Linked DNA regions of Homo sapiens: region 2 is linked to region 1. A link is a loop called in an ENCODE intact Hi-C map of the cell type or tissue named here. Cell type or tissue: Caco-2. All regions are shown on one strand.

Region 1 (8,000 bases):
ACAGGGGCCACCATGCCTTCTTGGGAGACACATCTGCAGCAAGAGGCAGTAGTCCTCGCCCAGCAGAGGAAAAGAAAGGGGAACCAGGGGCAGCACTGATGAGCCTCGGAGGTTTGAGAAGCACTCTGGGGTACTTTTTGTGAATGAAAACTTCTAACACCTCCTTGGGAATTTGATGCAACCAATGAATCCTCTCCCCACCTCCCCACAAGGTCTATGCTCACATCCACAGAGCCTCTGCCTACAACCTCACATGGCCAAGGATGCTCAACCATGAATCGCAGTGAAAGGTTTGTGGATGTGCTTCTTGATATGATGATATTTGAAACACACAGCACCCCCAATCCTGTATGCTTACCACAAATGCCTTCCCTGGATCACACTCACCTCCAGACCCAACTTCCAGCTTGCAGGCAATACAGGGGACAGAGGAACAGGTTAAATGTCACCCTAAGGAAGCAATTGGCTAGATTCAGTAGCTGAAACATTCTACAGGACAACTGGCCCATGCTATACAAGTCAATGTCATAGGAAAGAAAGGGGGTTGTTCTAGACCTTAGTTACTCAAGGTGTATTTCTTGAACCACCAGCAGCAGCGCCAATTGAGAGCTTGTTAGAAATGCAGAATCTCAGGCCCTCCCTGGACCTAGAAGCAGAATCTGCATTTTAGCAAGATCTCCAGGTGATCTGTGTGCACACACAGAAGTCTGACAAACACTCGTCTAAATAGGAAGAGATTTATGTGAAATAATGAATCACATGTGTTGTCCTGGATTGAATCCCAGCTGGAACCAATCAGGTATAAGAGATATTTTGGGGGCAATTAGGGAAATTTGAATATGGATTGTGTTAGACTATATTAAGAAATTAGAATTATTCTGCTAGGCATGAAATGTAGGAAAATGTCCTCCAATTTTTAGGGATGCATACTTAAGTGTTTAGAAGTAAAATGCCATGATGTCTGTAATTTACTTTGAAATATTTCAACAACAAAAAATAGATGAAGCAGATATATGACAAATGTTAACAATGTTTAAATCCAGATGTAAATGGCTATGTCCATTACACTAGTCTATACTTCTCTGTATGTACAAAAATATTTTTAAAAAAATTAGAAATATAAGGAAAGAACCTCTTACTTCATTAGAGTTTTTCTGAACAAAGAGTGGAGCACTGCCCAGGAGGATGTCAGCACAGGTTCTCTCCCCACATGACAGAGACTGTGCTCAGCAGGAAGGAGGGGCACAGGGAAGAAGCAGGCAAGGGGAGAGCATGCCTCTCTCGAGCACTCACTATCTAAGAGGCATGACAGCTGCAGATATTTATTTTCCTCATTGATCTTCCTGCCATTCCATGAGGTGGTCTCATTAGCTCCCTTTTACAGATGAGGAAACTGAGCCACCTAATGGACATCGCGTTGCCCCACATCACACAGTTATTAAGGGTTGTGGACAGGATTTCACTGACAGCCCTGGGCTCTCTCCAATCCACCAGCAGCTCACCCAGTTGCACAGGGAGCTATTTGAGAAGCCTCACCTGAATCTCTTCTGGGCACTCAGATGTCAGCAGGAGACGCCAGCAGGGCTCGTCCTGAGCCGTTCCTGTCTCTCCTGGGGCTTTTCTGGGCACACCCTCTAAGATCTGCCTCCACATGTTATCTCCAGGCTTAATTGACCTCACTGCCTCTGACCTTTTAAAGACACACCAGTTTTCCCTTTTTAGTCTCAGGTCATTGGTCATTACTTCTCGTTGCCATGGTTTTTCCTATCTCCATCATTTCCTCCCCTCCAGCTGGAGACTCTTGCAGGCTGTGAAGCCCCCAACCCTGGTAGTGACTCTCTCTGCTCTTACCCCACTCAGAGGAGGCATCAAGAGGGGCCCAAGGGCCTACCCCAGCTCACTCCATTGCACTTCTCTGCACCTCCTACCTGTCCTGCCTCCTCAATAGCCTGCTTCAAAATGCATTCTGCCCCTCGGCTCACTGTGTGATGTCTCCTGGGAAGCCCAGAAGCTGTGTGTTTAAGATGCACCAGGACAAAGAGAAGGCAGGAGCCCCAACATACTTATGTTGAGAAAGACATCTGGCAGAGGGGACTCCTCCTCTTCCTGCCCCTGGACACATGCTCCACATGTCCCACCCTCAGCTGCCTCACTCAGCTCCCTGTGAATCCTGACCCTTGCTCACCCCTGGCTCTGCTGCTGGGGTTCCACAGAAGAACACTTCTGCTCCTGGACCTCTGAGCAGGACCCAGTAGGCACCTGCTAAGCCCCACAGAACTATGCCTCTGTCCACTATCCTGAGCACAGAAGGCATGGCAGATTTCAGGGCTGCTGACAGAGGCCCCCAAAGGCAGAAAGAGAAACTGGGAGGAAGCTAACACACTGGTAAGGTATGACTCATGGCCTGGCACTGTGCTCAGTCCTGCCATATCCATCATCTCTGTCGATCTCCAACACTCCTGTAAGATATGAGCTACGATCTCCATTTTACAGATGGAAAAATGAAGGCTTCAAGAGGGACAAGGAAACTTGTCTTTGTCAGAGAAGCAGGGGTTAGAACTCAGGCTGGCAAACTTCAAAGCCACACGCTTTCCATGGTCAAGGTGTGGGTGTTCTCAGCCCTGAGCCTCTTGGTCTACATCTGGGTTAGAGCAGTACTTTAAAGCATCTGGGTGGCGTTGTCCCTGTCTGCGGTGGTTAATTTCATGGGCCAATTTTTCTAGGCTATGGGGGCCAGTTATTTCGTCAAACATGAGTCTAGAGGTTGCTATGAAGGTATTTTTCAGATGTGATTAACATTTAATCAGTAGATTCTGAGTAAAGCAGATTACCTTCTATAGTGTGGGTAGGTCTTATCAGCTGAAGGGCTTAAGGAAAAAAAAAAAAAAACTGATGTCCCCTGAGGAAGAAAGAATTCTGCCCTAGACTGTCTTCAGACTCAAGACTGCAACATCAACTCTCCCCAGGTCTCCAGCCTGCTCTGCAGATTTCGCACTTTGCCAGAGCCTACACTCATGTAAGCTAATTCCATCTCTTGGGGGAAGCCCTCCCTCAACTTCCCATCATTGGTCAGGAGCACACGACAGGTGCTGAGAGGCAGGGCCTGTGCCTGCTCTGAGATGTGTCCCATAAGCCTATCTCTATTTCTCTTAAACTGATGGGAAGTGACATGGCTGGGCATTGATCTTGGCTTTAGGATTGTGTAAAACCCAAAAGAAAGAGTTGTTACTGCATAACCATGTGATTCTCAGACCTCACTGCCTTCTCCTTGGTCCCTCATGCCTGGGAAGCACTAGAATGTCTAACATCACATCTGAGGCCCCAAAGGCTGTGGAGGCAGCAGCCAGTGGGGAGGAGTGAGGGCCTCTGCATGCAGACATTTCTCGGTTTGCCCCCCACCACCACCATAATAGGAGGAGTGGCAGCATTATCTCTCAGGAACAACAGGAACTGGGGATTCCAATAAGGTCTTCCCCTGGGGCCAGAACAGATGGCTCCCCTGGGATTTCAGAGAGGAGGATCACACAATGCCTCTGGCCCTCTGGGGAGAAAGGAGGGGCTGAGCCTCCCATTGAGCACTTTCTATACTTTGTCTACAATCTTCACAAAAATTCTATAACATTGTCTCCATTTTATAGTTGAGGAACTTGAGGCTTAAGGAGTTAAGACACAAGCCTTCTCTTTCTGAAGACCTTGATACAAGACATTTACAAATGCACATTCCTATGTTCCAGCCCAATTCCGCCCACCATAACTTGGGGGTGATCAGTGCCCCAACATCTACCCTGACTACATTTAGAAACACTTTTTCCTGCTGTCTCTCAGCCATGGAAAAGATGACTCCACCTGACCTGTGGATGCAGAGAGGAGGAAAAGCCTTCAGGGATCGTTCCATCAAAACCCTTTAGTCAAGGCTTTGGGCAAACAAGTGGGTACTAGCCTCTTCTCCAGATCTTAAAAGAAAGAGTCCTCCTCTGAGCTTAGGGACCTAGCTTGGGAGCCCCTCATGCTGGAGCCCCAGGCCCCAGTTGGTCCCCTGCTACAGCTCTGGCTCTCACAAGGACTGAGTATTCATGGGCTCTGGTGGCTTATACAGGGCTCTCTTGAGCCAAAACCAGTGGAGAAAGCTCTTTGTTCAGGTAACATTCCCCAATAGCTTCCTCCCAGTGATTTAAAATAGCTCCTAGTCACATTTGGCACTCCCTTATCTGATTCAAGGAGACTTCCAAATCCCAGGGACAGACAGGGGAAACTATCTAGAAATTTCCAAGTAGAAACCTGTGGTAACCTGGGCTCAGAAACCAAAGGGACTTCAAGATGAAGGCCTCCTATACTGGGCTCAGTTCCCTCCAATCTCTCCCTCCTGTGATTGCCATGATCTGGCTTCCAGAGGCCAGCAGTCGGAGCAGTGAAGAAAGGAGGAAGGGAAAAAGAGAGAGGGGGAAGAAGGAGGTCCAGCACCCAGGCTAGAAAACAAAGGTGTCCTCCAGAAACAGAGATCCAAAGTCCCTGAGGACCATGTTGACATTAAAGAGTCCTAAGGTACCCTAACAGCTAAAAGTTCCAGAGAGCCAGACAGTTCTGCCTTACCAGAGCTTAGGATAACTGTGTCTTCCTGGCGCTGTCCGAGGTACTGATCCACCTTTGTTGCGATACAGTTGGTATACCTAACACTGCACATAATCAATATCTATAGTTTGGTTAGTTTGGACATGTGTAAACAGTTGTGTCGCCCTCACCACAGTACAAGTAATAAACATATCCATTACCTCCAAAAATTACCTTGTGTCCCCAGATGATGACAAGTATTGGTGAAGATGTGGAGAAAATGGAAGCTTTGCACACTGTTGGTAAGAATATAAGTTGGTAATAGCCATTATGGAAAACAGTATTGGGTATTGGCAGTTCTATAAAAAACTAAAAATAGAACTACCGTATAATTCAGCAATCTCACTTCTGGACATGTACCCAAAGGAATTGAAATCTGTATCTCAAAGAAATATTGCACTCCCATGTCCATTGCAGCATAATCCACAATAGCCAAGGTATGCAAACAGCCTAAGTGGCCATCAATGAGCGAATGGATAAAGAAAATGTGGTATACATACACAATGGAATTCAGCCTTAAAAAAGAATTAAATCCTGCCATTTGCAATAACATGGGTGAACCTAGAGAACGTTATGCTTTGTTATAAGCCAGACATATAAAGACAAATACTGCACAATCTCACTTATATGTGGAAATCTAAAGAAGTAGAACTCAAAAAAGCAGAGCATAGAAAGGTGGTTGCCAGGAGCTGCTGTGGGGGGGAATGGGGAGATTTTGGCCAAAAGGTACAAACTTAGTTGCAAGATGAATAAGTTCTAAAGATCTAATGCACAGCACGAAGATTATAGTTAATAATAATGTACTGTATACTTCAAATTTACTAAGAGAGAATTTCTTAAGTTTCCTCACCACAAAAAAGAAAAATGTTAACTATATGAGGTGATGATATGTTCATTAGCCTGATTCTGGTGATCACTTTACAATGCATATCAAAACACCATGTTGTACACCTTAAATATTTTTATTGTCCATTATATCTAATAAAGCTGGAGGAAAATCAAGTAAAAACAAAATGTCCTTTGTTCCTTTGTTTTTGTTGATGTTTTTGTGCATATGTTTGTGCACTAAACATGAGATCTACGCTCTGAACAAATTTCTACATATACAATCTCCTGTTTTTAACTACAGGCACCATGCTGTGCAGGGGATCCCCGGAACTTACTCATCTCATACAACTGTAGGTTTATACCCATTGAACAACAGCCCCCTACATCCCCTCCCCCAAGGACCACCATTCTTCATCCCCACTCCTGGCTTCCACCTCAGTGTGAATTCTGCAGTCCAGAATTCTGCTCTCACTCCCTGCCATCCTGCCCATCTTGACTGTGCCACCCTAGACACTCACTTTCCAGCCTGCCCCACCTCCAGAAGCAGTTCCTCTTTATCCTCATGGATGTGCAAACTGAGCCCACCTCTGAGTGGCCAGCTGGGTCCGTCTACCTCCAGACCTGAACTAGGGCCCACCAGACATTGGGATGAGGCCCTAGCCCCTGGTCCCAGCCCCAGAGCCACTTCCAGAATCTGTGGATATTTGGTTGAAACAGGTCATTGCTTCTGTACATCCTGACAGATTGGAGAGGCAAGGAAGTCTATGCCCAAAGGAACTGGTGAAATACAAACACCAAACACCCAGCCTCAGAGTGACTGTGGGTCACTGTTCACAAGCCACAGACTCTCCCATGGGGTGGTATTGTTCAAAAGAGAAATCTACTATGCTGCAGAAGGAAATGTATTAGGTCCAATGGGAAGTATGTTAAATACACTTGGTTAGAGGATCTCTTAATCCATCTCATGTTGCTGTAACGGAATGCTCGAGACTGGGTAATTTATTAAAAAAACAGAGATTTATTCCTTACACTTCTGGAGGCTGGGAAGTCCAAGGTTGAGGGGCCCACATCTGCTGAGGGCTTTCTTGCCACATCATCTCATAGCAGAAGGCGGAAGGCACAAGGGCAGGAGAGCACGAGAGAGCACGAGAGGGCCTACCTCACTTCGGTAACAACTCACTCTCAATAATGAACCCACTCCCTCAATGACATTAATCCATTCATGAGAGCAGAGCCCTCACGACCTACTCGCCTTTTAATGGTCTCACTTCTTAACACCATCATAATGGAAATTAAATTTCAACATGCGTTTTGGAGAGGACACTCAAACCATAGCAGATGGTTTCTAAAAATATATTTATCTAGTAATTTATGTTTGGATATAGCCTATACTCTATGTCAGTAGGAAGACAATAGAGTAAACTAGTGAATTTAGGAAAACTTGTCTTAGTACTTAGGGTTTATAAAGTCACAATAGAGATAAGGGGCTAGGAAGCTTCAGAGCATTAATTTTCTTAAGACAACAGAGTAAGGTGAGTCCCAAAGACACAGCTGGAGTTTGACAAAGTGAAAAATGGGGTCCAGATGAGACAAGAGCCTACAGACAGCATCCTCGGTCATCCATTAAGGGCCCCCCTCCTTATACTAATGATACAATAATTAACAAAACCATAGTAGATAAAGTAACTGAGCAGTGTTGGGTCTTGTCAGAACTACCCTGGAAGAAGTACTGGCATAGTTTGCAGGGAGTTAAATGGTGGGCCAAGAAAGCGGTCATACATAAAAGGGATCATGCCTGCATGCTCATGTGTCCTGGGCACAGTACACAGCTGTTGTGGCTCCCGCAGGCATTGTTTCAACACAGTAAAGAATCGGAGAAGTCCACATGGCCTTCTCTGTTCTACCTGGCAGCATCCTGTCCTGGCAGCACCGCGTGGGAGGAACTCTGAACTAGAGATGGCAGCTTTTGTTCTCCCAGTGATCTTTATGGGGGACTTGAATTGCTAGCAGTGTGGCCTCTGACCTCCATGGTCACTGCCGTCAAAGAACCATCTAAGGAACGTCCAATAAGTAGAATGGGATCAATAGCCTTCAATGTCCTTCCTTCTGAAGTATATTTGTCCAATTAGCACACAAAGGTTGTACTGAAGTCCCTCCTCCTACAAAGCCTCACTGCTGGGAGAGACATCCTAAGAGAGGATGCCAGTGCCTCAATGATTTCAGCCTCTGAACTGTGTTTCCTCCAGCCAGGACACAGCTGGCTCTTCTCCATCTCTCCCTCACCACCTTTCCAGAACTCACAGCTTCAAGCCCACTACCACCCCTTTATGTCCAAGCCGGCTGGCCTGAGGCCACCTGCTAGGGTCAGCAGCCTCAGCTCCACCACCTGCACTGCTTGAATCACTTCTGCTGTTTGCTGAGCCAGAATCCTGTGCCCAGGGCAGTGCCCTCACCCTCACCTGGCTCTCCTGCTGGCTCTGACCTGACCCTGAGAAATTTTGAGGCAGCCCTCATACCTTCCTGGCCCCATCCCCAAGCCCAGATTCTTCTAACCAGGCCCATAG
Region 2 (8,000 bases), 100 kb before region 1:
TGTCTGTCTTCAAATCTCTGGATGGGGTATAAAGAACAGGACCCAAGAGTGCCACCCGAGGTAGCAAGATATGGCTCCCAGAGATTTCTGGGGATCCTGAGCATCTAAGGCCTCCTCCGACTGTCTCTCCAGTCTTATCCCTAGCCAATTCCCATATTCCAGCCATATGATCTTTCCTCCTCTCCATTGCCCCCAGACCTTTCCTCTGGAAAGAGGGAAGCAAGTTCTTCCCTCTGCTTAGAACACTCTTCCTACAGCCCTCAGTGCCCTTTGCTTGCCTAACAAAAAATAAAAACTACTCCTATTTAAGCACCTGTTTAAATGTCACCTCCAGCCCCCAGTGCCCTTTGCTTGCCTAATAAAAAGTAAAAACTACTCTTATTTAAGCACCTGCTTAAATGTCACCTCCTCCAGGAAGCTCTTCCTAACCACCTTGCCATAGGCTGCACTGAATTTGCATGAGCTTTCTTCAGTTGCCACCAAGGAAAAGACTGGCCCAAAGGCATGGCAAAGTGGAGCAGTGTCAGGGTGGAAGGAATATCAGCCCACAGATGCTGAGAGAGGTAGGCTTGCTAGGCTCGCAGAGGGGCAGGGGAGGGCAGGCACAGCCTGGCCAGGCCATAGCTGTGGACACCTAGCCAGGTGGACAATATCTGCCCTCCATATAGAGAGGGAGGTTTCAGCAGGAAAATTTCTTTCTGACATTCAGGTAGGAAAGGACTTCTTAAACAAGACAAGCAAAAGAGCTAGCCATAAAAAAAGATGACTACATTTGACAACAATACAATAAAGAATTTCTGTTCACTAAGACAAACAATTAACTTAAAGAAGATATTGCCACACTTAAAAAGAAAAGGCTCGATTTTAAAAACAGGCAAAAAAATCAACTACAAACAGGTGTTTCACAAAAAAGAAAATAAAAATAGCCCATAAAGATGTGAAAAGATACCCAACCTCATCTATCATCAAGAAAATGTACATTAAAATCAAAATAAAATTACATTTTACACTAGAAACCTAAAAGTAACAAGAAGACAAGTGTTGGTGAGGTTAGGGGACTTGGGGAAATCTCATATATTGCACATGGTAGTGTGAATAGGTAGGAATGCTTTGGAAAACAGTTTGGTCTAACCTAATAAAGTGAAATGTGCACTGACCCAAGAGTCCAGCAATTCTGCTCCTCAGAATAGACCCTGAAAAGCTCTTGCACACAAACACCAAAAGACAAATATGAGAATGTTCCTATCAGTATTTTTGGTAATAACAAAATCCTGGAAACAACACAAATGCCCACAGACAATAAAGTAGATAAATAAATCAGGGCACACAGTGCAGCAATAAAAATGATTAATACATCCACCTGCATCAAACGGATCAATCTCAAAAACCTAATGCTGAGTGAAAATTAAAAAACAATCTCAGAAGCATGCAGAAGTGTTATTCCACATATATGAGTCGCAAACCAACCATGGGTCCCATACTTGTATGATAAAACTATCAAGGAATGGAGCTGCAAGCCACTATCCTGAGCCAACTAACACAGGAACAGAAAACCAAATATAGCATGTTCTCACTTATAAGTGGGAACTAAATGATGAGAACCCATGGACACACAGAGGGCAACAACACACACTGGGGCCTATGGGAGGGTGGAGAGTGGAGGGTAGGAGGAGAGAGAGGATCAAGAAAAACAACGAATGGGTACTAGGCTTACTGTCTTGGTGATGAAATAATGTATACAACAAACTCCCATGACATGAGTTTACCTATGTAACAAACTTGCACTTGTACCACTAAGCCTAAAATAAAAGTTAAAAAAAAAAAAAAGACACTGGCTTGGGATCCTCTAAAACAGTGAAATACATGTACAGTGTTTTAAATATATGAGGCATAAATTTAAAATTTCCATGCTTAGATACAACTTGGCAAAACTTCAGACACATAAAAAGAAAAAAAAACTATCAAGGAAAGCGAGGGTCTTGTTAGCACACAATCGGGAGAGTGTTTAAGTCCCTCTGTAGGGGAGACATGGTCAGGTGAAGCACACAAGGGCTCCTTGATATTTTTCAAACTGATTGTGGGTTCATGAGTCTTCAGGTTATTAATCTTTTAATTAAACATATACATCGTAACCATGTGTAGCTTTCAATTAAAAAATAATTTTTAAACTAGCACAAATAGACAGTGGCCACTCAAACAGAGCCCTGATGTTTTGTTTCTGTGGAATCCCAGCTCCCAACCCATCCCAGGTCTGCGAGCTAGCCCAGAGACCAAGAAAGGACTGCCGTGCCCTGGAGATGCCCCTGGGCCCCTGGGGCCTAACTTCCAATGCCAGCCCATGCAACATTAGCCAAGTTACTCCACCCATCTGTGTCTTCACTGAAAATGAGTGCCTAGCAAAATACCTGGCATGCGGTAGGGATTCCGTGAATATTTTTTGAATGAAGGAGTCAATGATATCTAAGAGCTCATCATAATTACAACCTTCATCCAAATTTATTCACTAGAGGGAAATTGTGGATACAGCTACTAGCACCCCCCTCCCACCTCGGCCCCTGCCAATGCATACACACATGAATATCCCAGCATTTGAAGTGGCAAGTCAGAAAGTTCTCCATTCTTTTCGATCCAAACTTTTGGTATTTTAATGTTGCAAATTTTCTCTCTCAAATGTCGTCTTCTCTTTTATTTTTCCTTTCACTGTCATAACAAGCATACAAGTATTTTCAGTGGAATTTTACCAAATAGCACATCTTGTAAACCATATACATACCAACTCCTCTCTCACCCTTCTGCCAAATTCTGTCTTGGAGCCCATGGCTTTTCCTGCTCTGATTTCTAACTCCTGGCTCAAATGCCCAGTCCTCAGGCTCTACCTGGGGCAGGACATTCCAGGGTTTAAAGGGAGGCTGATGGGCAAATGAGGAAGAATCAGGCCTTGCCCCACAAAGGAGGGAGCCTATGTATGATGCTCACTAAAGTGACTGCATCAGCCTAGAGCATGCCATGTCCTTCCAAACTACCTCCCTCTTTCTTGGCATCAACTCTGACTGGCTGGGGACAGGAGCAGGAAGCTAGAGCCTAGTAAGTCCAAATTACAGAAATAGGATGATGCCTTGGCTAAATGCATGGGTACTAAAGTCAGGAAGAACCTTTCTGAGCCTCATTTTCCTCATCTGTAAAATGTAGCAATAATCTGACCTCAGAGGGATGTTGGGTGGCTAGAATGAAGTAAAATACATAAAGGTACTTGCAGATCAGCATTGAAAAAAAGTTGCTATATTTCCAAACCACTTCTGTTTGACTTTGGAAAGAACAGAATAGTCTTTACACTTAATTTGCTTTTGAATTGTGCTCATCTGCAGCTAGTGCTACAGTGAGTCAGTGGGAGGAGGGGCCCTGAGGTGTTCCAGAGGCACCGTTTGTCTTGGCTGTATTAGCAATGTGTATCCACCTAGGAGTGACACTGGGACAGGCCACAGCCAGCCATGCCGAGGGAGCAGCCACACTTGCACTCCGAGGGCTGGATGTGCTGCATCAAACAGCAGATAGGCTGAGCTGCCTTGGCTCACTTGACACAAGCATGTTGGAAATGGGCAGCAGCTGGGCTGGGCATGAGGGGAAAGCCAGGACGAGCACTGGGCACCGGGTTAAAATTTTACAGAAAATGTGTAGAGGCAGAAACCAAGCCTCAATGCTTGTCATATCAGGAGGCCGATGACCAGGGCAGGCAAAGGCAGGAGGTCCTGCACAGAATCCAATAAAAGAGTTCTCTGGCCTCCAGCAAGCCGAGAGCCAGAAGGGCTAGCACCCTGGACAGCGCCATGAGCACACCACTCTGACGCTGTCTTCTGACTGAGAACCCCAGCTCTGGGGTTCTCCGCTCACCTCCACCCTCCAGGTCTGAACCAGCAAACATGACAGGTCTCTGCCAATCCCTCTCTTGCACCATGGAAGCCTCACAGACTGATCATGGTGTTTTCTGCTGCTGAGCCCACACACGGCCTCAGAATCCTTCCCAGCACAGCTCCCAAGCAGCCTCAACCAACCAGCTGCAGTGGTCCTCCAGATGAAAGCTACTGGTCACTTGGCGACTTTATGGAATTACTGATAAGGAGCAGTCTGGTTGGAAACTAACTTCAACCCCACCAAAGGTAGCAAAGGTGTCCATGTCAGAAAAGAGGAACACAGCTTTTGATCACATTGGAGATTCTGGGTGGAGGAAAGAAGAGGGGTGGGGGAGTGTGACTGTAGAATACAACCTGTTTCCTAGCCTACACCCCTTCCCTGCTACCTCATAGTCAGAGGTCAGACCATCCAGTACCCTTGTCCTTCTCCCCATTCCTCCTTTGTTTTGTGTGAAAATGGCTTGAAAACTCCATGTCCCCATCCATGAATGTGTCGAGGGGCTACTCTATGCCAGGCACCATGCAGGCTGCAGGGCCATGGTGGTGGGAAGCACACAGCCACTCTCCCGGACTTCACTGCATCACCAGGCAGTCCAGCACTCATGGAGGACTAGCCCTCATGAGAGTCAGGACAAGCCAAGAGCAGGCTGAGGGCAGGACGAGCATGTCTGCGAGAGCGTGTAACCAAGCTGCCAGCTCTGTAGGACAGGTGGGGCTCAGGGACACCTTTCTTTGAGGACCTGCATCTTGAGAAGAGTGAGGGTAAGGAGGGTAATAAGAAAACAGGACTTGGGCAAGTGCCACCAGGCCTTGTTCAGTCTGCAGGAGTCACAGGAGCCCAGGCGGGTGGGCAGGCTAGAGAGCTGATCACCTGCCCTCCCAGCGGCTGAGGCTCCCATCAAGGTCGCCTCCCAGGCTCTAGGGGAAAACTGTGTCTGCAGGCCAGATTGGAAACAGAGCAATGGTGCCCAGAGAAAGTGAGATGGGAAGGGCCTGGGCACACTGGACCACAGCACCCCCATCCCTGGCAGTGTCCATGCCTCTCCACAGGGTTCAGCCTCAGAGCAGGCTGGACTTTGGGGTTGAGCCACCAGCCCCAAGGGTTCTCGGGGAAGGCCTGGCCCCTAAGAGATCCCTGCAGGCAGCTCGGGGCTGTTACAAAATCTCCAACTCCTCACCAAGGGCCAGGGACTGAGCAGGAGTGGGAGGGTGGGAGGGAGAGGCCAGGTCCTGGACTGAGTCCAGTTCAGGTCCTGCCCTTGTCCCCATCCACCTCATCTTTATTTCAGCACAGTGACTGTTTGCTCTTTCAATTCTTCCTGGAAGACTCCAAACAGCATATTTGCTCAAGAGCTGAGGACAACATTCCAGTCTTAGAGAAGAAGAGTATTTAGGCAAATGCAAACATATGCTGATTTCTTTTCTTAGTTACATTCTTGGCAAAGAAATTATATCACCCAGAGACAAAATGGGACTTTTGAAGGTCCACCCATTCCATCCTGGCACCAGCCGTGGGGCTGCCAACCCTCATCAGTCTCCCACACCCTCTAACATGTTATGGAGGTGGCTGTGGCTATAAAGAGGTAGCACAGGGATCCTTGTGAAGGAACTGCTCTGTATCCTGACTGGTGGTCATAGGAATCTACACATGTGATTTTTAAAATGCATAGCAGTAAATCCACACCTGCAAGAACACGTGCACTACTGAAATATGAACAAGGCCTACAGGCTGTATCAAATCCTGGTTGCAATATTGTACTACAGCTATGCAGGATGTTACTGTGGGGGAACCTGGGTGAAGGGCACGCTGGATCTCCCTAGGTTGCTCCTTATAATTGCATGTAAATCTAAATTATCACATAATTTTCAAAAAAATTGTTTAAACACTAAACATGGAAACCATTCTATCTCAGGATTAAGACTAGTCTGTTTTTACAGAGCAGTCATAAGAAAACCTGAAGCCATTTCTCCAAAGCCCATTTTTGTGGTTTCCTAACAAGCAAATTATGATTTTTTTTCATATGAGAGGTCTTCAAAGAAGCCATGCCCAGCCCTACCCAGTGTTCCCAACCCCCAACCCCAGCCTGGCTCCATGACACTCAGGGCATTCCGTCCCCTGACCTTTGCCCCAGCCTGGAACCCTGAAACTGAAGGCAGATTGCGATGGATGGAGGCAAGGAGCCAGGAAGGCCAGGCAATCGTCCAGTGTGAAGGGCACTCTTTGGAGAGGAGACCTCCAGGAGGAACCATGCTTTCCAGCCTCCATCTGTGCCAGCATACAGCCCTTTGGATCCCTGCCAGCAGTTTATTAATATTTTATTGAAACCTCTAAGATGATTCAAACTTCAGCCGTCATGATAAGGTGTTGTTGCTAGGCAACTTTATACCTATCTATGGAGCTGTTGTTGCAGCTCTTCCTGACTCATGAAGCTCGAGGTTTGACCCTATCACCTGGAGGCCCACTCAGCACAGACCACCCCTGACCGGTCCAGGGCCCCACCCACTCTCAGGTCTCCCAGCATCTGGCCATCCCTGTCCCCAAGCAGCCCCAGCTCGCCTGCCGGACAACTCACCATACTCGCTGTCGTAGAACATGACGAACTTCTGCCAGCGCAGCTCCGTCACCAGCCTGAGCATGACATCATTGAGGCGGACGGGTGGTCTCGAAGCCAGTGTGTAGGCCTCACCATCGGGGCTGGGGTTCAGGTGGCATGCGGTGCGTGGCGACCCTCCCGGGTTGCGCTGGACAAAGAGGTGTGGGATGTGCATGGCATCCGTGAGGGACTGCAGGGCATTGGCAGATGCACAGCCAGTGGACGTGACCAAGGCCAAAATCCCCTGGGTCATGAGGTCACAGGCTAGAAAGAGAGAAGAGAGAGAGGAAGGGGTCAGCATCAGGGCGATGCTGCACCAGCTTCAACCTGCAGGCCCCATGCCTGGCAGCTCATGCCCAGGACTCCCAAGAGAGGCTGCCTCCCTCCAGGACCAAGAACCATCCTGGGCAGGCCAGTGGCTCTCATAAGCACAGCCTCACTGACATCCTTGGTGAAAATGCCAGCTATACATTCTTGTACCCATTTAACATGAGAAAATAGAAGTCAAAACGGGCAAAACCATTTGCCCTAGGCTAGTCAGGGAAGGATGGTAGAGCACAGATCCATCCCAAATCTGCCTGATTCACCCCCACTGAGCTGTAAAATTAGCCATCCTGTTTCCCACCTAGGACTATAAGCCCTTTAAGAGCCAAAACGTCATTGTGTTGATCTGTGCATCCTCATGCCTAGCCACAGGCAGAGAATATACTGTGTGTTCTACAACTGTTGACTGAACTGAACTGATTGGGACTGAAGGGACTAAATGGCTTCTGAAAGTCAGAGAGGTACTTACCCAAGAGGACCCAAGATGTAGGAAAAAAATAAAAAAGAAAAGAAACCCTAGGTCTTCTGGCCAAATCCAAGTGATCCATATCACAAAAATACTGGGCCAAACCCCAGATGAAGCAGTTGTTCCAGAAGGATTATTCAAAAGCCACTTGACAATAACAAAGAAAGACGTTCCCGCCACTCAGGCAGTTACCACGGGTGTGGAGGAGGAACACAGCGGACGCTCCAGCAGCCGCTTCTAGGGCTGACACGCTCAGGGGCTCATCTTTACAAGTTCTCCTGTAACTGCAAGAGGCGCCCCTTGTAGCCACGTGCGTACACTTTTTTGGGACATCAACCAATTAATAGAAAGATGCACCTCCCAACGCTGCAACCCACTGCACCAGTTTTGAAGCAAACATCTCTTACTAATGGTTTATGCGATGGCAAGGATGTGGAGAAGCAGATGCAGTTTCTTTTTTTTTTTTTTTTTTTTTGAGACGGAGTTTCGCTCTGTCGCCCAGGCTGGAGTGCAGTGGCGCGATCTCGACTCACTGCAAGCTCCGCCTCCCGGGTTCACGCCATTCTCCTGCCTCAGCCTCCCCTGTAGCTGGGACTACAGGCACGCGCCACCATGCCCGGCTAATTTTTGTATTTTTAGTAGAGACGGAGTTTCACCGTGTTAGCCAGGATGGTCTCGATCTCCTGACCTCGTGATCCGCCCGTCTCG

Evidence for each region. Hi-C counts contacts between places; a loop is a spot of excess contacts. Peaks named below come from ENCODE experiments on the same cell type or tissue, not always from the same donor. Only the 100,000 strongest peaks of a DNase experiment are listed, where the experiment ranks them.
Region 2: it touches region 1 in a loop (3-fold over the local background); 2 of 110 quality-filtered maps call a loop at or near these places.

Annotation. Positions count from the first base shown.
Region 1 is chr10:86,302,235-86,310,234 of GRCh38, forward strand. All of the region lies in intron 2 of GRID1 (glutamate ionotropic receptor delta type subunit 1), which reads right to left. Among named protein-coding and RNA genes, the nearest start is that of MIR346, 41 kb to the left of the region's middle. In Caco-2, no CTCF peak of the experiment used is centred here; a DNase peak (open chromatin) is centred at 4,607.
Region 2 is chr10:86,199,883-86,207,882 of GRCh38, forward strand. GRID1 (glutamate ionotropic receptor delta type subunit 1) reads right to left here. Exons shown (of 16, transcript NM_017551.3): 3 at 6,482-6,766. Among named protein-coding and RNA genes, the nearest start is that of MIR346, 61 kb to the right of the region's middle. RefSeq lists enhancers at 6,057-6,581, 6,582-7,105. In Caco-2, no CTCF peak of the experiment used is centred here; a DNase peak (open chromatin) is centred at 3,809.